Regions from separate parts of the Homo sapiens genome. Here region 2 is linked to region 1. A link is a loop called in an ENCODE intact Hi-C map of the cell type or tissue named here. Cell type or tissue: thyroid gland. All regions are shown on one strand. Each heading gives the region's core, and the rest is flanking DNA. Links, peaks and the distances in the headings are about the cores only.

Region 1 (5,398 bases), core at 190-5,189:
TCGATGATGTACCTAAACCTTAAAACGGGGGCTAATACAATGAATGAATGAAGAAATGAATGAATGCATAATGATCCATGAGTAGTATCCTCAGAGGAAAATAATTTATTACAGTTGTATCTTTTCATTGTGAGCTTGTGCAAAAAAGAAACATACTGGTGTGTACATTTTTTACTTAAACCTGTTAATTGTACTTCCTCTCCTGCCATTATTAAGTTCCAACTGCAAAGTTCACTATTATCCTGGCAAATAATTTGTGTCACAAAGACCTTGCTAGAAAGTCTTTCTTGTTTCTATGCTTTCTTGTACCTCTATCGTGTCATTTTCCCCCAAATTATTAGTCGGTGTATACCGCACACATAAACAACATAAGATCAGTCCTCAGATAACAACTGCAATGTTTCAAAAATTTATTGTAACTCATCTGCTTGGATTTAGAATGCATTTTACCTATTATAGAAACAAGCCCATAGAGCAAGGGGAATACTCTGGGGACAATTGAGATGGTAACAATATTAAATAATTCTGTCAGTTGACATATTTCTTCACCTATTGATCTTTAATATCCTTAAATTGAGTTTTACAATTTGCTTCATAAAGTCTTTAAATATTCTTTATTTGACTAATAACTAGATATTTAATAGCATTTGTTTATATTGTTAATGGCAGCCTATGTTCTATTTTATTTTTAAGCTTGTGTTTGCTAATAGAGATGTGCCAGTGTTTTTAAATTACAGGAATTCTAGAAATACTGATTATAGCAATTAGAATTTTAGAAATATGAATTAAGACATGGATAAAACCAAAGAGAAAAAATGGTATAGTAGAAGATAAATTTGTGGAAATTACTCAGAATGAAACACATAAAGATAAAGATAAATATATGAAAACAAAGAAATTAAGATACCTGAAGAATAGAATGAGTAACACCAGCCAAGGTAAAAAGTTCCAGAAGCTGAGACTGTAGATATTGGAGGAAGGGCTGTATCCACACCCAGCCCAGGAAGCCCAACACTGTTATGGTGAACATCGGGTAAGGGCTTGAGTGCTTGAGGCTTCCTGGTTAAGGGCATGGATTTAGTGGTTGCCTTGGTATCAGATAAAATCCCAACTCAGACATTTACTAAAAGAGCCAGTGGGCATCTGTAAATTGTGTGTCCTTTCTAAGGCTGAGTCTCCCTATATTCCTAACGAGCATCGGAAGAGTTACTAATTTATGACATTATCATGGGACTCAGATAATAGAAGGGTATTACTTTAGCATTGTGCCTAGCATGTAAAGCACTCATATAATGTCACCTTTTATTGGATTCTAGAAATGTAGTAATAATTATATTCATTTACTGTATAGAGTCATGGGTACTAAATAATATTCTAAGATCTTATTATGATGTGGTTAGATAATCTCTGGGCAAAAACATTTATCATCCATTGTATCATCCATTTTTCTAGCAGTGTAAAAATATTATTCTCATGTATTAGTTCGAAAGAGTACAATATGAGGGGCTTAGGAACCAAGAACTGTGATGATGAGCTAAAATGTCAGACAGGGGGCACTCTGGATCATAAAATTCTGAAGCTTCAGAAGGAAATCTTTGGCCAAAATGGCACAGCTGAGAATTAGTAAAGCCAGAATTCAAACTCAAGTCCACCTCTTACAAATCACTTTCTTATAAGCCACTGTGATAGAGATTGATTAATTAAATATGGGACAAGTGAGGGAAAGGCATTAAAAGTTATGCTTACCAATAATGGGACAGAAATAAACATTTAATACTGTGAAAAAATAGGATATAAATTTTGTAAATAACTTATAACAAAAAAATTGTAAGACTTCTTTAAATAGAAGTTTTAAAAGGTCTATAAAATAGTTAATCAAAAGGTCTATAGTAGGTCTATAGTAGTTGCTTCTTCAAAAACTGTATTCTGTATAACTTCATAATTTTCTACCATGAACATTTTTTATTATTTTTAAATTATTTTATTAAAAGTAACTGTTTTTTTAACAAAGTGGAGTTGGGATTCTGAAGTAGGGCAATGGTTTCCAAGAATAATGAGCTCAGGATAGAGAGAATAGTAAAGGCAGGATTTCCTCTCCTTTTTCTTCTCTCTGCCCTCTCCTACTCGACATCCCCATTTTCTATTTTGTTTCTTCTACCATATACAGTAGTTAAGGCATCTTGTCCAAGGGGGTGAAGAAAGGCATAACTCAGCCCTGATGTGGGACTGTGTCCACCTTGAGGAAGGAGGGCTATTTTCTCATTGGCAACCCCTTTACTCTTATTCTTGTACCTCTGTGCCATGGTGGAATTGAGGCCTCTAGTCGTGAGTCTCTTGGTTTTGAAGGAGTGTTGGGGATAGTAGTAGTACAAATGTACTAACTGTGTGCAGTTTGCCCAAGCCAGACAGCAACTTAAGTCCTGTACAAGTGGCAGGACAGTTTGCAGGAAAAAGGTCTTTAATCAGGATACATGGTTTTTGCATTTAATCTTAATGTAGTGATGATGAAAAAATATAATAAACAAAAACATTAGTTTGGATATCACAGAAAATTAGGGAAAGATTTTATTCTTTTATCAACACTGCTTATTTAGGATTTCGCATACTCCATTTTATTTAACATCTTATTATTTTTCTACTTTGCTGCCAAATTTCTCAAATGAATATGTATATTCCAATATATACATGTATCTGTTACCTTTATTTCTTGTTCACCTGTCTCTTCGCACTACTGAGCTGAAACTATTTTCTCCACTTTTTCTCCATCAATTACATATCTTTTTTCCACAAATCAGTGACCTTTTTAATGTCCCATTTCTTGACTTCTTTCTCTACTATATGTGATACTGTTGACTTCCCCCAGCTTTGTAAAATTCTCTCCTGCTTTCGTTTTTGCAGTTCTACGGTACTTTTCCTCTTGAATATTCCTATAACAGACATTCTTTATAATAATCATGTTGAACAATCAGTTTTCAAGGGATATTTTCTAAAAGTAACTTCATTATGTTTTTATTTTTCCTTTAGCTTAATGACTTATCTGTGGAACCGGTCCTTTATTCCTCGATGGAATTTAAGCCAGTTCCCATGACTTGCTAGTCATTTAAAAGTATAAGTTGTCTTCCATTCAGTGTAATTTTGTGCCAACATCAATATAGCTATGAACATTGTTAACTTTGTTTAAATGTATGTCTTTTTCCCTTTCCCACTTTGATGGGATGATATCCTGCGGTGGGGGAGGTTATATCTGTTGGCCTTTTCTCTTTATCCACTTTCTGTTTTAAGGATGATTTTTATTCCCCCCACCCTCAGCCTGCTTCCACAGTGTTGGAGAGCAGGAAGATGTTTAAGGCCTATTCTGTCTCACTGATTACTTTCATTCGTTTTTCAATGACTACTGGGAACTTCTTACCTGCAGCTTTTTTGGCATAAGTCTATTCATCTCCACTCATGCCAATTACTTACTTGTCAGTCTGGAGGCATTCTCTTTCTCTGATCCCTTCAGTTTCTTTGGGGCAGAATAATCCTTTCTAAACAATAGATTTCAGTTTCACCAACAATAAATTTTGTATACTGATTTGTGTGATCTGTGAATGATATCATATATTTTAATTTGTAATTCTAAAAGTTATTTTAAGTTGAGGGCAGATTGTGTTTTATATTTCTATATTTGCAAATGTTTAGAATTAACTTAAGCTAACATTATTTCAATTCATTGCCTCCTTCATATACACAAGCCTATTAGGTACTTTAGATACCAACCAGAAGGATATGGACTGATTTACACAATCAAGTCTTTAATACTGAACCATACCCTAGACTATATGAATTCAGCTTTTTATTTGTCACTGTATCATTTGAAAGGAGACTAGCAATAAATCATTTCTTGTAGATTTTGCTAGTCTTAGAAAAACATTGCTAAAATCACAAATGATATATCAGATGATAGTGATGGATTAAAAATATTTCTGTGTATTAGCAATAACAACCTTTGTAAATAAAAAGGCAAGATTTTCTACAAAGTGAACAGTAGAAAATAATTCAGTATAATATCGTCCCTATAAGACTCTTAAGGAAATGTAAAGGGTACCTCTGGATATTTTACCGAATATGTAAAGGTATTTCTATATAATATATGTGTAACATGTTTAATACACATAAAGAATTACTATTCTTCAGGAATATTCTATTGATATGCTATTTTATCTGATATATATCACAAAATATTCATTAAAGATGTCTTTAATATAACCTATTTAAGTTTGGCATTTTGACACATGGGACTAAATACAATGTATAAATTATTTGTTTAACTTAAGCATAATGATAAATAGTGTATCCATGGGTATTCCTTTGCACACATATGGGTACTATGGTTATATCTAAGTGAATATATTTTGATTAAACACAAACTCTTGCATAAGGACATATGTAACCATGAGATCACACAAACTTCAAAGAGCAAAATCCCTTGTGATGGATACTAATAGGAATATTTAATTTATTTTTTATTTTTTTTTTATTTCCATAGGTTATTCGGGAAGAAGTGGTGTTTGATTACATGAGCAAGTTCTTTAGCAGTTGATTTGTGAAATTTTGGTGTACCTATCATTGAGCAGTATACACTACACCCAGCTTGTAGTCTTTTATCCTTCTCCCCCTTCCCACCCTTTCCCCCTGAGTCCTCAAAGTCCATTGTATCATTCTTATGTCTTTGCATCATCATAGCTTAGCTTCCACTTATGAGTGAGAACATGCGATGTTTGGTTTTCCATTCCTGTGTTACTTCACTTAGAATAGTAGCCTGCAATCTCATTGAGGTTGCGGCAAAGGCCATTAATTCATTCCTTTTAATGGCTGAATTGTATTCCATCATATATATATGTATATACACACACACACACACACACACACACAAACACACATACATATGCATACGTGTGTATATATGTATGCATATGTGTACATGTGTACATATGCATACATGTGTATGCATGTGTACATATGCGTACATGTGTATGCATGTGTACACGTGTGTATATGTGTACATTTGTATATATATGTATATATGTATATGGTGGAATATATATATCACAGTTTATCCATCATATATATGATGAATATACAATATATATTATATATATAAAATATATATAATATATATATATATATATATATAATATATATATAATCCTTTTCATATAAAGACTTATTTCCCTCTGGGTAGATACCCCAGTAGTGGGATTGCTGGATCAAATGGTAGTTCTACTTTTAGTTATTTAAGGAATCTCCACACTGTTTTCCATAGCGGTTGCACTGGTTTACATTCCCATCAGCAGCGTAGAAGCGTTCCCTGTTCACCGCATCTACGCCAACATCTATTATTTTTTGAATTGTTAAT
Region 2 (5,398 bases), core at 316-5,315, 190 kb before region 1:
TAAATTTAGACCATGTTTATATGACAAATGTTTCAGAGTTACTTATAAACACCATTAAATTTCATCACTAATTACAAATAACAGGATTGAAATTAACACCTGTCCCAGCTGCTTTAGATTTTGGATTGCTCTTAATAAACAGTTGAGAAAATCCTCTGTTGCTAAACATTTACTGGGGCCATTTGCATTCTGATTTTCAATGAGCTATTATGATTTATACTCTCATATAGTCATCTGAAAATAGCACAGAGCTTGAAGCCACTGAGTGTACTTCCTCATTTGAATTTGAAGCAATGTATGTAATATCTTACATTTTAAAATCAGTTTTCAGTGTGAGACATAAATTTATCTCCTAAAATTGTTCTATTTTTTCCTCCAGGGCTACTAGGAGAAGAATGCCAGTGGGGTAAATGGGAATTTTCACACATACAAAAATTGAACATCATTAGGTTACACTAATGTACAAAAAAAGAGTGCTATAAGTCTTAATGATCACTTAAAATGAAAAAGCTCTTAAAGATAGATGAAACTCTCGCTTCCTTCTACCCTTCCTTTGTGGCCCTTGGCCTGCACTATAGGTGCTGGCAGAGTTTTCAAATGAAATAAGACAGTTAAATTGGCAAGTGGTTCAGTGCTACCTGAAACAGCATTAAATAACATGCAGTACTAATATTAACAGGAACTGTGGATTTGGAAAAGTTTCACACTCACTGAGGGAAGGGTGGTCATCTTGCTGCCACACTGAAAAGCTGTGAAAAAAATAAAGAGTAATGTGATTTTTTTAAAAAGTGTCAGAAAATCTCACTGGCCTCCAAATCATGGGATAAAACATTTTTTTTAATCCTTGGAGTCCCATTCGATTATAATATTTAAAATGATAAGACTTAAGTTTTTATTTGCTTTAGGACTTCAGGACAACAGAACTCTAGATGCAGTGCTCTAATTATTCAAATATGTGTCCTTAGTAGACATAAAAAAAAATTCAAGGTACATCAAGATGCATTTTAAAATAAAGCTTCTAAGCATAAGAAAATTCTTACAAGATAACCAGAAGATGGCAGCATGGCTGCTATTTAGAAATTGGATAGCTTATAACTTCCCATAAGCAAAAAATGATTTCTCGATTTTTGTAAATAGTATACTATTTCCAATCAAAAAAAGTCTCAATATAGGAAACATAATTAAAAGGAAAGACTGTTGGTAAGATCTAAATGATAGCTTGACCAAAACAAAATTACAAAGAAACAAAAATGGATTCTTCCTCCCTGCAAATAATGTAAAAGAAAGATGAAAGGAAGAAAGACAGAGAATGCCAAGGCTCTTAAAAATGTGCTTTCAGAACATGTTAAATAAGCTTGATAGAGAAACTTATCATCAGGGGTGATAGAACCCATTATAAGAAAGAGACTCTTTTATGATTCCACACAAGATGAGCCCTGATATTGAAATAACCAATTAATTCCATCTAGGCCATTAGAAAAGAATTAAAGGTCGTTATTATAATTGCACAGGTTCAAAACAAACTTCTTACATTTACCATCTTTTAAAGTCTATTTCAGCTTAAAAAAAACATGATTCTATGATCTTATGAATTTCTTAAAGAACAAACGTGTGCAGTTAACAAATAATTCCAGAACACCTTTTTCATTTTTAAAGGTATAATCCGATTTTAGCTAACACAATTAACTGAGGATATAACTAAACTAAAATCTTTTAAAACCAGCTGAGAATCCCCTTAATGATGGCTATATGCAGCATAACAAAAAGACAGTGGGAAAAAATATTTTATAGTTCCTAAAAAAAATCTGTAACAAAATTTTACTAGAGTAGAAATTTTAAGGAAAATCCTTTAATGCATTCTACTATAAGCTGTTAAAACACAGTGCATTTATCTATTACGTTTTCTGGTTCATTATATATATTTATGATATGTACTGAACCATCTGTCTTCCAAGATGCCATAGGACCTGTTCAAACTGAACTAGTTACCATACTTGTTATAAGGCTAGTTTGGGTTTTTACATGTACTTGTATATTAGTGTAGATCCATTCATTTATTCAAAATATATTTATTGCCTATTGTCATACTTGGTCCCATTCTAGGCAACTACTGAAACACATTACAAGTTTTGAAGAGATTCATTAGACAATTTTAATATGAAAATAGCCAAAAATATAAGAACTGAATTTGACAGACAAACATTTGTGTGAATGTCTAATTTCAAGCTAACATAATTATTGATATACATTAAGTCCTTGTTATTTTTCTTTGTTATGGATTTAATAATTGATCAAAACTTATATTTATACCTATTAAACTAGTATTGAGTTCATAGGAAGAAAATATCTATAAATGAGATTGTTTAATTAGCAACAGAATAACTTACAAAACATTTGAGATAAAGCCACTGAAATCAGGCAGAAGGGAATTGATTTATTCTCCTCTCCACCTGCAGTGGGCAGCAAAGCCTTAGTTAGGTTTTAAGATTTCATAGAGAAAACAATAAGCAGGGAAGCAAACCAACTGGTGACACAGTGGACAGGTGTCATTCTCAAGCCCCTGGGGAAGGTGGCTTTCAGCGGCAGGAAACAAATTAGATGATGAGGAGGATAAACATTTTATAAAATTCTTTGCCATATTTTTTCTCATTTAAGAAAAATTGTCCAATGTCCAAGACAATACATCAAGAAAACAAAACAAACATTCACTTTTTAAGGCTATGAAACTCGAGACTTGGGTACATTAAATCTGAGGATGGAGAGCTAACGAATAGTACAGTCTAGATTCCCAGCCAGATATTCCCACCTCTACATTAAAATTAGAGGAAATTGGGACCAGATTAGAAAGAGGTTCTGGCCTGCTAAGATCATCTTTGATCCCATGAAGTTAAGAAATTATGTGTGTTCTTTTAGTTGTTTCACAAAGATAAATAAAATATTTGCTCAAATGATTAACCTCTGTTTTTGAAGACCTGAATATAATTGAAGTTCATCCAGAGAATTTATGAGAGATTTCAGTAGCTACAATGTTTACCTTAAGTTTGATTTGCACTTGTCCTGATAAATTACGACTCGATTTAATTTTTTTTTTTTTTTTTTTTTTTTTTTTTGAGACAGAGTTTGGCTCTGTTGCCCAGGCTGGAGTGCAGTGGCGCAATCTCGGCTCACTGCAAGCTCTGCCTCCCAGGTTCACGCCATTCTCCTTCCTCAGCCTCCTGTGTAGCTGGGACTACAGGCGCCCACCACCACGCCCAGCTAAGTTTTTGTATTTTTAGTAGGGACGGGGTTTCATCGTGTTAGCCAGGATAGTCTTGATCTCCTGATCTCCTGATCCGCCCGCCTCGGCCTCCCAAAGTGCTGGGATTACAGGCGTGAGCCACCGCACCTGGCCGATTTAAAAGTTTTAATCACCTAGGGAATATGTCGATTATCTCCCCCTCAGTAGAGTGTCTTGGCCTGTGAACAGGGAAAAATAGTGCAGAATAAAATATTTTGGAGCAAGTAATTTATTGTTTGAGTTTATTTATATTCTGTGAACTTCTTATGTGACATCCAGTGCACTTCCCAAGCTTGAATAGTTACGCACTGAAAATCTCATACGCTACGGGAACTTGCCTATAGGCCAAGGCATTCCGCTTGATGATGCTTACCTTGGATGTATATTAATGCTTTCTCCACCAAAGTTAGAGCCTGGTTTCTGAAACGTTTTAACATGTAATTCCTATTTAGAAAAATATATAGGCATACAAATATAAATATCAACTCAAAGTAGACTACAATAAATACTATGTATGGAAAGGCAAAAAATGTTATAAGATCCCTCCAGATGTCCATGTAGCCAGCCAGAAAATATTTAAACATGTATAATGTGTCAGGTAGGCTGATAGGTGATGAAATATAGACATAAACTTAATGAAGGACTTTGAATCAATTTTTGAAAGTGTTAGAGAGGCACCGGAAACTTGTGAGTAAAGCGATAACTAAAGCAGAGGGTTCTTTTAGTTGTTTCCACTTTAGATCTAATTTTGACCCTAGATGAAGACCATGAAAGAAGAGTTAGATAGTTGTTTAAACACTTCACTGATTATTGCATGTCAACTTCATGCAGAAAAAAAAAATATTCTTTAAAATATGGCCAGATTTGGTTATCACATTTCCTAAAATGTTATAACCACCTGGAGCTCACCTGGTGGCTATTTGGGCTTTTCTTTTTACTTCTCCCCCTTTAAACATTTTTTTCTTTTGTATCAGATTAATATTATATACTGTGTCTACGGGATTTAAATAAAATCCATTACCACCCCTTAGAAAGCTGTTTTAGTTTTCTTTTTTTTTTCTTTCTTTTTTTTTTTTTTGAGACGGAGCTTCTCACTGTTGCCCAGGCTGGAGTGCCGTGGCCCGATCTCGGCTCACTGCAAGCTCTGCCTCCCGGGTTCATGCCATTCTCCTGCCTCAGCCTCCCCAGCAGCTGGGACTACAGGCGCCTGCCACCATGCCCGGGTAATTTTTTTGTATTTTTAGTAGGGACGGGGTTTCACCGTGTTAGTCAGGATGGTCTCGATCTCCTGACTTCGTGATCCACCCACCTCGGCCTCCCAAAGTGCTGGGATTACAGGTGTGAGTCACCGCGCCCGGCCAGAGAGCTATTTTTATATCTTTTTTCATGGCATCCTTTTGTGAAAGAAAATTTGACTAGGAGCTTGTCCTCTGTACATTCATATGTGTATAAAACAATAAAAGGAAAGAAACATTTTTAGAAAAATTATAACTTCATGATTTATTTGTATTTCCCAAGTGTCTACTGATTGTAAAAGTGGTATACAGGCTGGGCGCGATGGCTCACGCCTGTAATCCCAGCACTTTGGGAGGCCGAGGTGGGGTGGATCACCTTAAGTCGGGAGTTTGAGGCCAGCCTGGTCAAAATGGCAAAATCCTGTCTTTACTAAAAACACAAAAAATTAGCCAGGCATGGTGGCAGGCGCCTGTAGTCCCAGCTACTTAGGAGGCTAAGGCAGGAGAATCTCTTGAACCTGGGAGGTGGAGGTTGCAGTGAGCCGAGATCACGCCATTGCACTCCAGCCTGGGAGACAGAGCAAGACACTGTCTCAAATAATAATAATAATAATAATAATAAATAAAAAATTGATATACGTTGTTCAGATTCAAATTTTTCTACTGTTTGTCATTTCTTTTGTGTCTTTAATCTTTCTCAGGTCTCTGACCTTTTGTAGTAGCATTATTTTATCCTCTTTTCCTTTATCCACCTTATTGGGTGTCCCAAATCCCTTTTACCTGGTATGTTTTTCTCCATTCCTCAATCTTCTTTTTCTTTTTCTGAAATCTTATTTTACCCTTCCTTTGCTTTATGAAATGATGTATTTAGGAGAGTATATTAGTT

What was found. A loop is a pair of places that touch in the nucleus more often than their neighbours do. Peaks named below come from ENCODE experiments on the same cell type or tissue, not always from the same donor. Only the 100,000 strongest peaks of a DNase experiment are listed, where the experiment ranks them.
Region 2: it touches region 1 in a loop (8-fold over the local background); 48 of 110 quality-filtered maps call a loop at or near these places.

Annotation. Positions count from the first base shown.
Region 1 is chr9:9,595,067-9,600,464 of GRCh38, reverse strand. All of the region lies in intron 7 of PTPRD (protein tyrosine phosphatase receptor type D), which reads left to right. Among named protein-coding and RNA genes, the nearest start is that of PTPRD-AS1, 740 kb to the right of the region's middle. In thyroid gland, for the core only: no CTCF peak of the experiment used is centred there; no DNase peak of the experiment used is centred there.
Region 2 is chr9:9,787,509-9,792,906 of GRCh38, reverse strand. All of the region lies in intron 5 of PTPRD (protein tyrosine phosphatase receptor type D), which reads left to right. Among named protein-coding and RNA genes, the nearest start is that of PTPRD, 820 kb to the left of the region's middle. In thyroid gland, for the core only: CTCF peaks have their summits at 1,069 (motif pointing right) and 2,458; a DNase peak (open chromatin) is centred at 2,486.